Linked DNA regions of Homo sapiens: region 1 is linked to region 2. A link is an interaction called in ENCODE POLR2A ChIA-PET data of the cell type or tissue named here. Cell type or tissue: Panc1. All regions are shown on one strand. Links, peaks and the distances in the headings refer to the core of each region. The heading gives the core; the rest is flanking DNA. Region 1 has its middle 1.1 Mb from the start of NIHCOLE. Region 2 overlaps LOC105379109 (a long non-coding RNA gene).

What was found. Peaks named below come from ENCODE experiments on the same cell type or tissue, not always from the same donor. Only the 100,000 strongest peaks of a DNase experiment are listed, where the experiment ranks them.
Region 1: POLR2A ChIA-PET joins it to region 2 with 7 read pairs; 1 of 35 experiments calls an interaction of 5 or more read pairs at or near these places.

What each region holds. Positions count from the first base shown.
Region 1 is chr5:105,143,213-105,147,621 of GRCh38, forward strand. No RefSeq gene overlaps it. Among named protein-coding and RNA genes, the nearest start is that of NIHCOLE, 1.1 Mb to the left of the region's middle. In Panc1, for the core only: no CTCF peak of the experiment used is centred there; no DNase peak of the experiment used is centred there; H3K27ac peaks cover 1,217 bases.
Region 2 is chr5:104,728,734-104,733,142 of GRCh38, forward strand. All of the region lies in intron 2 of LOC105379109 (a long non-coding RNA gene), which reads right to left. Among named protein-coding and RNA genes, the nearest start is that of NIHCOLE, 650 kb to the left of the region's middle. In Panc1, for the core only: no CTCF peak of the experiment used is centred there; no DNase peak of the experiment used is centred there; H3K27ac peaks cover 1,268 bases.

The sequences.
Region 1 (4,409 bases), core at 256-4,255, 410 kb after region 2:
TCCCTAGTAACTGGGATTACAGGTGCCTGCGACCACGCCTGGCTAATTTTTTTATATTTTTAATAGAGACGGGGTTTCACCATGTTGGCCAGGCTGGTCTTGAACTCCTGACCTCACGTGATCCACCCATCTTGGCCTCCCAGAATGCTGGGATTACAGGTATGAGCCACCATGCCTGGCCAAAATGTGTTTTTTAAACATTACTTGCCTGCATTTTCTTCTGCCCAAAAAAGGATAAAGTAATTTATCTCTTCAATAAAATACAATTTCAGCATTTGACAGAATGATTACAGAATGACCATGGCAAATTCAAATAAATGGTTAATATTTTACAATCAGTTAAATATATTTACACAGATTATTACTTCAAATGAAGAATATTTCTTAAAAGGAATTGTGTTAGAAAAGGTGGAAACATTAAAATATTTTAAGCAAAATATTCTACTGAAATAAATTTTGTTATTGTAACATTATGTTAAATAAATTTTATTTAAAAAACTGATCAATTTAATTGAAAAACACCATGTTTCATTAAAAGAGATATTTACATAAGCTAATGAATAAGATGGTGAAATTTTCTTCTCATCAGGAATTGGATATTTTGATGAATTTCCTAAGTCTACCAATTTTTACAAAATAGAAAAGAAGTCTAGTTGATAAGAGAAGATTCTATTGCATTTTACAGATGAAAAGCTGCTGTTTTCAAACACGTCACATCATTCATTGGATAAGATAAATATAGTATATACTAAATATATAAGTTGTCATTTCAGTCTTAAATTCATTAGGAAAACATTCAAGAACGGACTCAATTTTAGCTGATTTCCAAACAATAGTATCAGAAATCACACCTAAAATTTTGTCCCAGAAATTTGAGGCTACTTGATATCTCACTTTTATTATATACTCTTCTGTGTGATAAAAGACCCAGGAAAAAAGTTTTTAAGCCAATACAGAATAATGTTACTATCCTTTATTTTAATATTACTCTTCTATAACTATAATGTTGAACTATGAAAATAACCAGGCAATTGTGAGAAGGAGTTATTGGTATTTAATCAAATAAAACAATTCTAATGGCTTATGTGCAAACATAAAATATAGGAAAAAGCTATGTGCATCTGGGCAGTCAACTATCTTCTTCAGTCCTGTTCTAACATAATTAGTCTTTCAAATAGTCCATCAGTAATCAGAAAATCATCTTTTAAGCTAAAGAAGCTCTAATTATATTAATTTTAAAGAAAAAAAGTTTAGCCTTCAGCATACATGTAGCTGTCCAGAAATAAGAGCTGGATTTCGTCCATATAAAATATAAATTCTTTCTATTACACCCCTTCATTAAGGGTTGTTTCTCATGTCAAATAAATTTTGAGAAAAAATAATTTAACTGGTGAATACAATTATCTTCTCCCCATCTAACATCTAACCTCTCAAAATATTTTAATAGATTTTTTTTTTTTTTTTTTTTTTTTGAGACAGAGTCTGGCTCTGTCGCCCAGGCTGGAGTGCAGTGGCGTGATTTCAGCTCACTGCAAGCTCTGCCTCCCGGTTTCACGCCATTCTCCTGACTCAGCCTCCCAAGTATTTGGGACTACAGGTGCCCGCCACCACGTCCAGCTAATTTTTTTTTTTTTTTTTTTTTTTTTTTTTGAGACGGAGTCTCGCTCTGTCGCCCAGGCTGGAGTGCAGTGGCGGGATCTCGGCTCACTGCAAGCTCCGCCTCCCGGGTACACGCCATTCTCCTGCCTCAGCCTCCCAAGTAGCTGGGACTACAGGCGCCCGCCACTACGCCCGGCTAATTTTTTTGTATTTTTAGTAGAGACGGGGTTTCACCATGTTAGCCAGGATCGTCTCAATCTCCTGACCTCGTGATCCGCCTGCCTCGGCCTCCCAAAGTGCTGGGATTACAGGCGTGAGCCACCACACCCAGCCTAATAGATTACCTCTTACATGCATACTATTTATCTATAAATTTTAACTTTAGGACCCAGCACGGTGGCTCACGTCTGTAATGCCAGTACATTGGGAGGCCAAGGTGGGGCGGGGGGTGGTGGCGGATCACTGGAGGTCAGGAGTTCGAAACCAGCCTGGCCAACATGGTGAATCCCCTTCTGTACTAAAAATACAAAAATTAGCTGGGCATGGTGGTGTGTGCTTATAATCCTAGCTACTAGGGAGGCTTGAGCCCGGCAGGCGGAGATTGCAGTGAGTGGAGATCGCACCATTGTACTCCAGCCTGAGTGACAAGAGCAAGACTCAGTCTCAAAAAAAAAAAAAAAAAAAAAAAAAAACCTTTAATTTTAGACTCAATATGGGAACCCTCAAACAGCTAAAATTGAAATATATAAATAAAACATACAAATGCCATATGTAATCACAATGAAAGGTAGAGCTAGATAAACTGACAAATTTTAATTCAGGTACCATAAACTATGACAAATCAAAGAAAAAATAGATCTTTGCATATGAGATGAATACATCAGGAACGTACACAAAGTTGAATTCTAAGATAATTTTTTAAAATCGAGCCATACTTAATATATAAAGAAATAAAGACTGTTTACTAAAACTGGGGGATATGATACTTTTTTTTTTTTGTCAGTTCCTACAAGAAAATTAAAGAGGACCAGTTCTTAACTACTAATTCTTTAAAAATTAGATACACTCCTGGTCAAATAAAAGATTTATACTTTTTTTGTAACCAGAGAATTATGTAAGAAAGGAATATAACCCATTCAGAAATTATACAATCCTTCTTTCATCTCAAAGAATACTAAGATCTGAAACATGAATATCTCTTGAGATTGATGCCAGGTTCATAAAGAATAGTGACAGGCTTTGGCAAACAAGTTTCAGATATTAAATTCTGGTTACTACAGAAATCTAATAAAAGATAACATAATACAAAACTTGTGGGATATTTTACAACAAAAGGCGGAAGACCAGAACGTGTTTTAGTGCATTACACTTCTCCATTGTTAGTAGATTTTTAGTAGATTTTCTCAACATTATTACGTTTATTTTAATGTGATAAAAACATATTCAGGCTTTTATTTTTAGCTTATCTGAAAGGGCCATTTCATTTGCTACTTTTCTGTTTTAAACTTTAACTGGTTTTAAAACAGAAATGATTTCAGAGTATTTCTATTACCCATCGTTTATCATTAAAAATGATGTAAGTATTTATATTACCCCATCATTTATCATTACCTGTATGTTTGTACAGACAGTGATACATCCTGAATATGTTTCATGCTTTTTAAAGTAATATTTATAATTTTAGAACATTCACAAATTCATTATGTGAAAGTCTGAACAATGTACAATTATATGAAGTAACAGAAATTACACTCTTATGTTGGCCTTCCTCAAATCTACTCCATAGTAGAAGCAAGCATATTAGAAACAATCATCTGTTCCAAAAAAGGCAAAGCTGGCGTGTTATGTTATTTTGTTTTTCCCCATAATTCTGCACTATTATTTGGCAAAGATGGATACTTATGAAGCTATTACCATCTAAATTCACTGGGGTAGACAATAAGAAAGCTGGTGGTGAGTGTGGCATTTTCCTTTAGGGTACTCTTTCAGTGCTCTCACTCTTAGGTTTGGATCTATTCCTCTTTCATTTCTCTTTTTTAAAGGCATTCTCATGTAAAGCTTTGGAAAAGATTATATAAGCTAATAGTCTATTACTTGTTTGTATTTCAATTCTATATTTACTTGTACAATGTAACAAAAATACTTGATACAGTCATTAAGCATTTTTTTAAATGCTGTATTTTAACATACCACAGCATGTCATATAAAGTTTGCATGTTGCCCAATGAGTCATAGAGTAGCTATCCAACAAATATCCATTAAGTGAACAAAGACTCAAGATGCCGAGGCTGTTTTGCTTGTTTGTGTTTTGCTTGGTTTATTTGTTTAGATGTAGAGCATTTTATTGCCTAACAAAATATAAATTAAGCTAGGCCTTGGTCTTCTGACTCTGCTGAAGAAAACGTGGCCTGAATCTTCAGCAATAAGTAGAGTCAAGTTGAAAAATACCCATAAAATTGCACATTTCTGAAGAGTCTATTATCTACTTTTTAATTTCTCATTGCTTCTGTGATTTGTTCTATATTTAAGAGAGTTGGGGCAAAAAAAAAAAAAAAACAATGTGGTAGATTAAATTTAGACTTTGTTATCTTTGCATGTCTTTGGGGATCTAGGATGACCATGATTATATTTTAGTGAATAAACTAAAGAATAGCAAATTAACATCTGTCAAAACTCTGCATGGCTCTAAAGTATGTAGGAAGTATTTATAAATAACCAATCTGAAATACAAATATTTTAATTCCATGTTATGGTTACTATGTTTTATGCACAGACCTTTTTGAATAAGTTCTACAAATATACGCATGCAT
Region 2 (4,409 bases), core at 149-4,148:
GTTATGTATAGTAAGTTAATCAGGGGAAATGTACACCCCCTTCTGCCTACTTCTGACTATTTCTGCTGCCAAATGCTAAAAGATCCATATTCTTAAAGAAAGTTGAAAAACTCTGGCATTTATCTCTATAAACTTCCATTCATAAATAATTCTAGGGACAAAATGAAACTGAAAAATGATGACAATAGCAATATGCTGGTTATGTGTTAAATATTCACTCAACACGTATTTATGGAAAATGTACCCCGTGCCAGCTATGGAGCTCAAAAGCTGACTTCCTTTTAGTCCTCATAGATTTAACAGTCTACAGAGCACAGAGCTATTGACAAATAATAATTAATCTGGAGATTGAGTGAGGGCTTCTCTGAGGAAGAAGTAGCATTAAACAGAATGCAAGATGAGGAGTCAAGCTAAAAAAATATGTCCTGCAGAGAAAAGAATGTGTGTGAATTGTCTAGCTGGAAGAAAATAGGTGAGGCTGTGCAATAGGAAAAGGGGCTAGGGATAACCCTAAGTCCTAATAGCAGTAATATTGCCACAAATAATTTAGATTAAGCCTTTATTCATTTCTGTTTGGCATGGTAGTATTGATATCCAATTGTCTAAAGACTTTGAAGGCTTCTTTACTTGTTCTGCAAATTTTTCTTAAAGTAATGAAGATTCTTACATGACATTACTGTAACTATTGATGCCTCACAAGATTACACTGAAATTTATTTGTGAAAAGTTTTTTTTAATATCTCAATTTAATGAGTCTGAAAGCTGAGATTCTATACTTATTTCAGTGTTATTACAACTTGAAGAAAGTACTGATACTCTTATAGATATGAACTTTGAACTTCAAAATATATATTATTTAAATGTCTAATAAAAAGACATAATTTCTTACAGTACTCTATATTAAGTAATGCCTATGTTCTCAGAATGCTTTTCTACAAAATCAGTGTTTCTGTAGTTGTACACTCAGATTGTATATGACAACTTTATTAGACCATCAAGCTTTCAACCAGAACAGCATTGAAAAAAATCTGCAAAATGGAGAAAATACAGTTTTTTTGTGACTGCTAAATCATAGAGTTTTCACAGGAACATTTTTGGTATTGATTCTTGAAAGCAAAAATTATTTCCAAAATGAGGAGCTCCTATTGGCTGTAGCTTTTAACATCTTCCTTTTCTTCTCATTGCCAGAGTTTATCAGAATAGTTTAATATGAGAAAAGCTCTCAAAAAAAAGAAAGAAAGCTGAAATTGCTTGATCTAGTTAAACATGATTTTTTTTCTAAATGATGTTCAATATTGCTAGAGGTTTTTTTTTCTTCTCATTTAGTCTCAAATTACTACATAAGAAAGCACTTGACATTTGCACACCAGCCTTCCCTCAAAGAGATATTTTAAGTTCTTAAAGAAAAAGGCAAGTGTATATGAGTATTCTAAGAACAGAGGCCTTTTAAAAAATTACCACCAACACTGTTATAAAACTATAGTACAAAAACATGCAGAGGTAGTTAGGAGTGGGGCTGACTTCAGGGAAAGATCTTTGGCAGACTGGGTGGGAAGATTTGAAGGAGATACTGAACTGGAGGAAAGATGATTCTGGATAGAAAACAAAAGATACGATTAAGGAAGAAAGATGATGACGATACCACAAAACATTCAAGACTTCTTTCTACATCAAAACCAGAGAAAAATTTTGCATGTTACTATTGGATTTTGAAAAGTAACTAAAAGTATTTAAAAGTCAGCAGCAATGTAAGCCTATAGAAGTCTGTGGGGCCAAGAGAGGAACTGAGGGCAACATGAGCATTAATAAGCAGTCTGCCTGGTGAAAAGTGGGCTCTCTATCTCCAGATAACAAAAGCAAAATAGCAACAGTAACGAGTTGGGGACATGATACCATGGTATGAAGGAAAACAGAATTACCCACAGTACTTTCCAATTTCAAAGGTGGTCATAAAACCTCTCAATTTACTCATATCCAATACCAACAAGTTGATGAGGTGAAAAATAGGGAAAAGCTACCATGAATATCACTCATATTAAATGTAAACTATATCTTTCCTTCCTTTTATATTCCACTTCATTACCACTGCCTCATTTAGAATCTCATCTCTTTATCCTTGGACTACATCAAGTTGTAATCTCCAGGCTTCCCGGTTATCTCTGGAAACAATTTTGTAATTATATCCATCATGAGTATATGCAAAATCAATCTCATTTCATTCTTAGTTCATTAAGCTACAATGACTTCCTCAATGAGTTAAGCCACTCTGTTCAGCTTGCAAGGCCTTAAGTGTATTTTGTACATTTTCATCCATTGTTACTTCGCATGAATCTCAGTCAACTCTTTCTCTGTTATCCATATTGTCTTTATCATTTTCTTTTTTATCTCTCCTATAATTTCACACTTTCAAAATTCTTTGAGGCTCAATTTAAGTTCTAGTTCTTTCATGACACCAAATTAAAGTACACTAGGTCCAGGTTTTCTCCAACTTTGATCTCATAATACCAGAACCATACATATTAATTCCCCATTTGAAAAAGATTGGCTTAATTTGTCCCCACAAATAGATGTTAAATTCTCACAAGCAGGGACTTTTTATACTACTTTTGTATCCACTGGGGGGCCCAACAGTGTTCTGAGTGTTTGATCATTAATTCAATAAATACTTAGAGACTGGTTTCAGATAACTTTCTTAATATCAAAATTGGACTGCCCTTGAAAGATTATTCAGCAGAAGATACTGATTAAAACAGTCGTTTACAACAAGAGAAGGTTTCCAGTTCATAGATTTTATTGCCTGTTTTTTAGATAATACAAACACTGTAACAGGAAGCATCTTGTAAACAAAATTTGCCTTGACTGTTGGGCATAGCCAGCTTTAACTGCTACTTTAATCTCCGCTAAAGGCTCAGAGAGGAACTGAAATGTGAAGTGTTTAGCAGGGAGATGGTCCAAAAATCAAGTTAGTGTGGAAAATAACCTGAGTGAAAAATAGAAAAACACAGAAACTATGCCAGCTGTAGGAGTTGAGCCTGCACTGTGTCCCTTCACATTTTCCATTAATTCATAATTCTGGGCCACGCATGTTATATCCTCACTCTTTTCAATACTCACAACTTTAAGTTTAGTTTATCATAATTCCTGTCTTGAAAGAAGTGTTTACATTTTAGTCTTCCATTGACTTCTCTATTCTTAGCTCTTATCATTTGAATAGTCTGAGCTTGTTCAACTGTTTCCTTTGTCCCACCAACAAATTTAACCACAAGTTTTGGGGTTGAGATTAAGAAAAATAAATAGGCATAGATTTATATTAAGTTACTCCAGGTTATAAGAAAAAGCAACAAGAAATGGGCAGGTGCAGCATAGCTAGATGACTTGGAGATGTTGTTTTCTTTCACATCTGTGAAAATAAAGGTATATGAGGAATCTACCTCGTGGAATGTCTTGAATTTTAGAATAATAGAATTTCAGATTTAGAGTGGACTTTAAACATAATCTTGCTGAAACTTTTGACCAATACTGTGTATATTACTGAAATTAAGACTTAGTTTCTACATCTATAAAACATGGGTAACAAAATAAAGTTAAACACAGAATTCCCATATGACCTAGCAATTTCAGTTCTAGGTATGTAGGGCTCAAAATAATTGAAAATAGGTATTCAAATAATTATTTCCCACAAATGTTCATGGCAGCACTATGCACAACAGCCAAAAGCTGGAAGCAATCCAAATGCCCATTAATAGATGAATGGATAAACAAAATGTGGTATATTCACAAAATAGAATATAATTCAGCTATAAAACAAAAATGAGTTACTAATATATATATTACATCGTGGATATGAATGAACCTCCAAAGCATTGTGCTAAGTGAAAAAAGACAGATACAAAACGTTAAATATAGCATAATATTATTTTTATGATACATCCCAAAAAGGTAAATCTATAGGGACAGAAAGTAGATTAGTAGTTGCAAGGCACTGATGAGAGAGAAGTAGGATATTGTGCTTTAAGGTATATGGAGTTTCCTTTGTGGGTGATAAAAATGTTTGGAAGCTAGAAAGAAGTGATGGTTGCACAACATTTTGTATGAATTAAATGCCATTGAATGTATATTTTAAAGGGGTTGGCTGTACATTATGTGAATTTCATCTCAATTAAAAAAAAAGAAGGAGAGAAATGCTAGAGGTTGAAATATTTCTGTCTTTTACAGGTCATGTTGCAACTGACAGCATTATCCAATTTAAACTCTCTAACACCATTTACTCTTTGTGGTCCATATAAATTTGATGAACATAATTGTTAATTCATAGATATCTATCTAACATAAATATCTACTTTTACTTTAAAGTATTGCCATGTTAATTAGTTTAAATAAGAAGTAGTATACATACATTTAGAACAGAT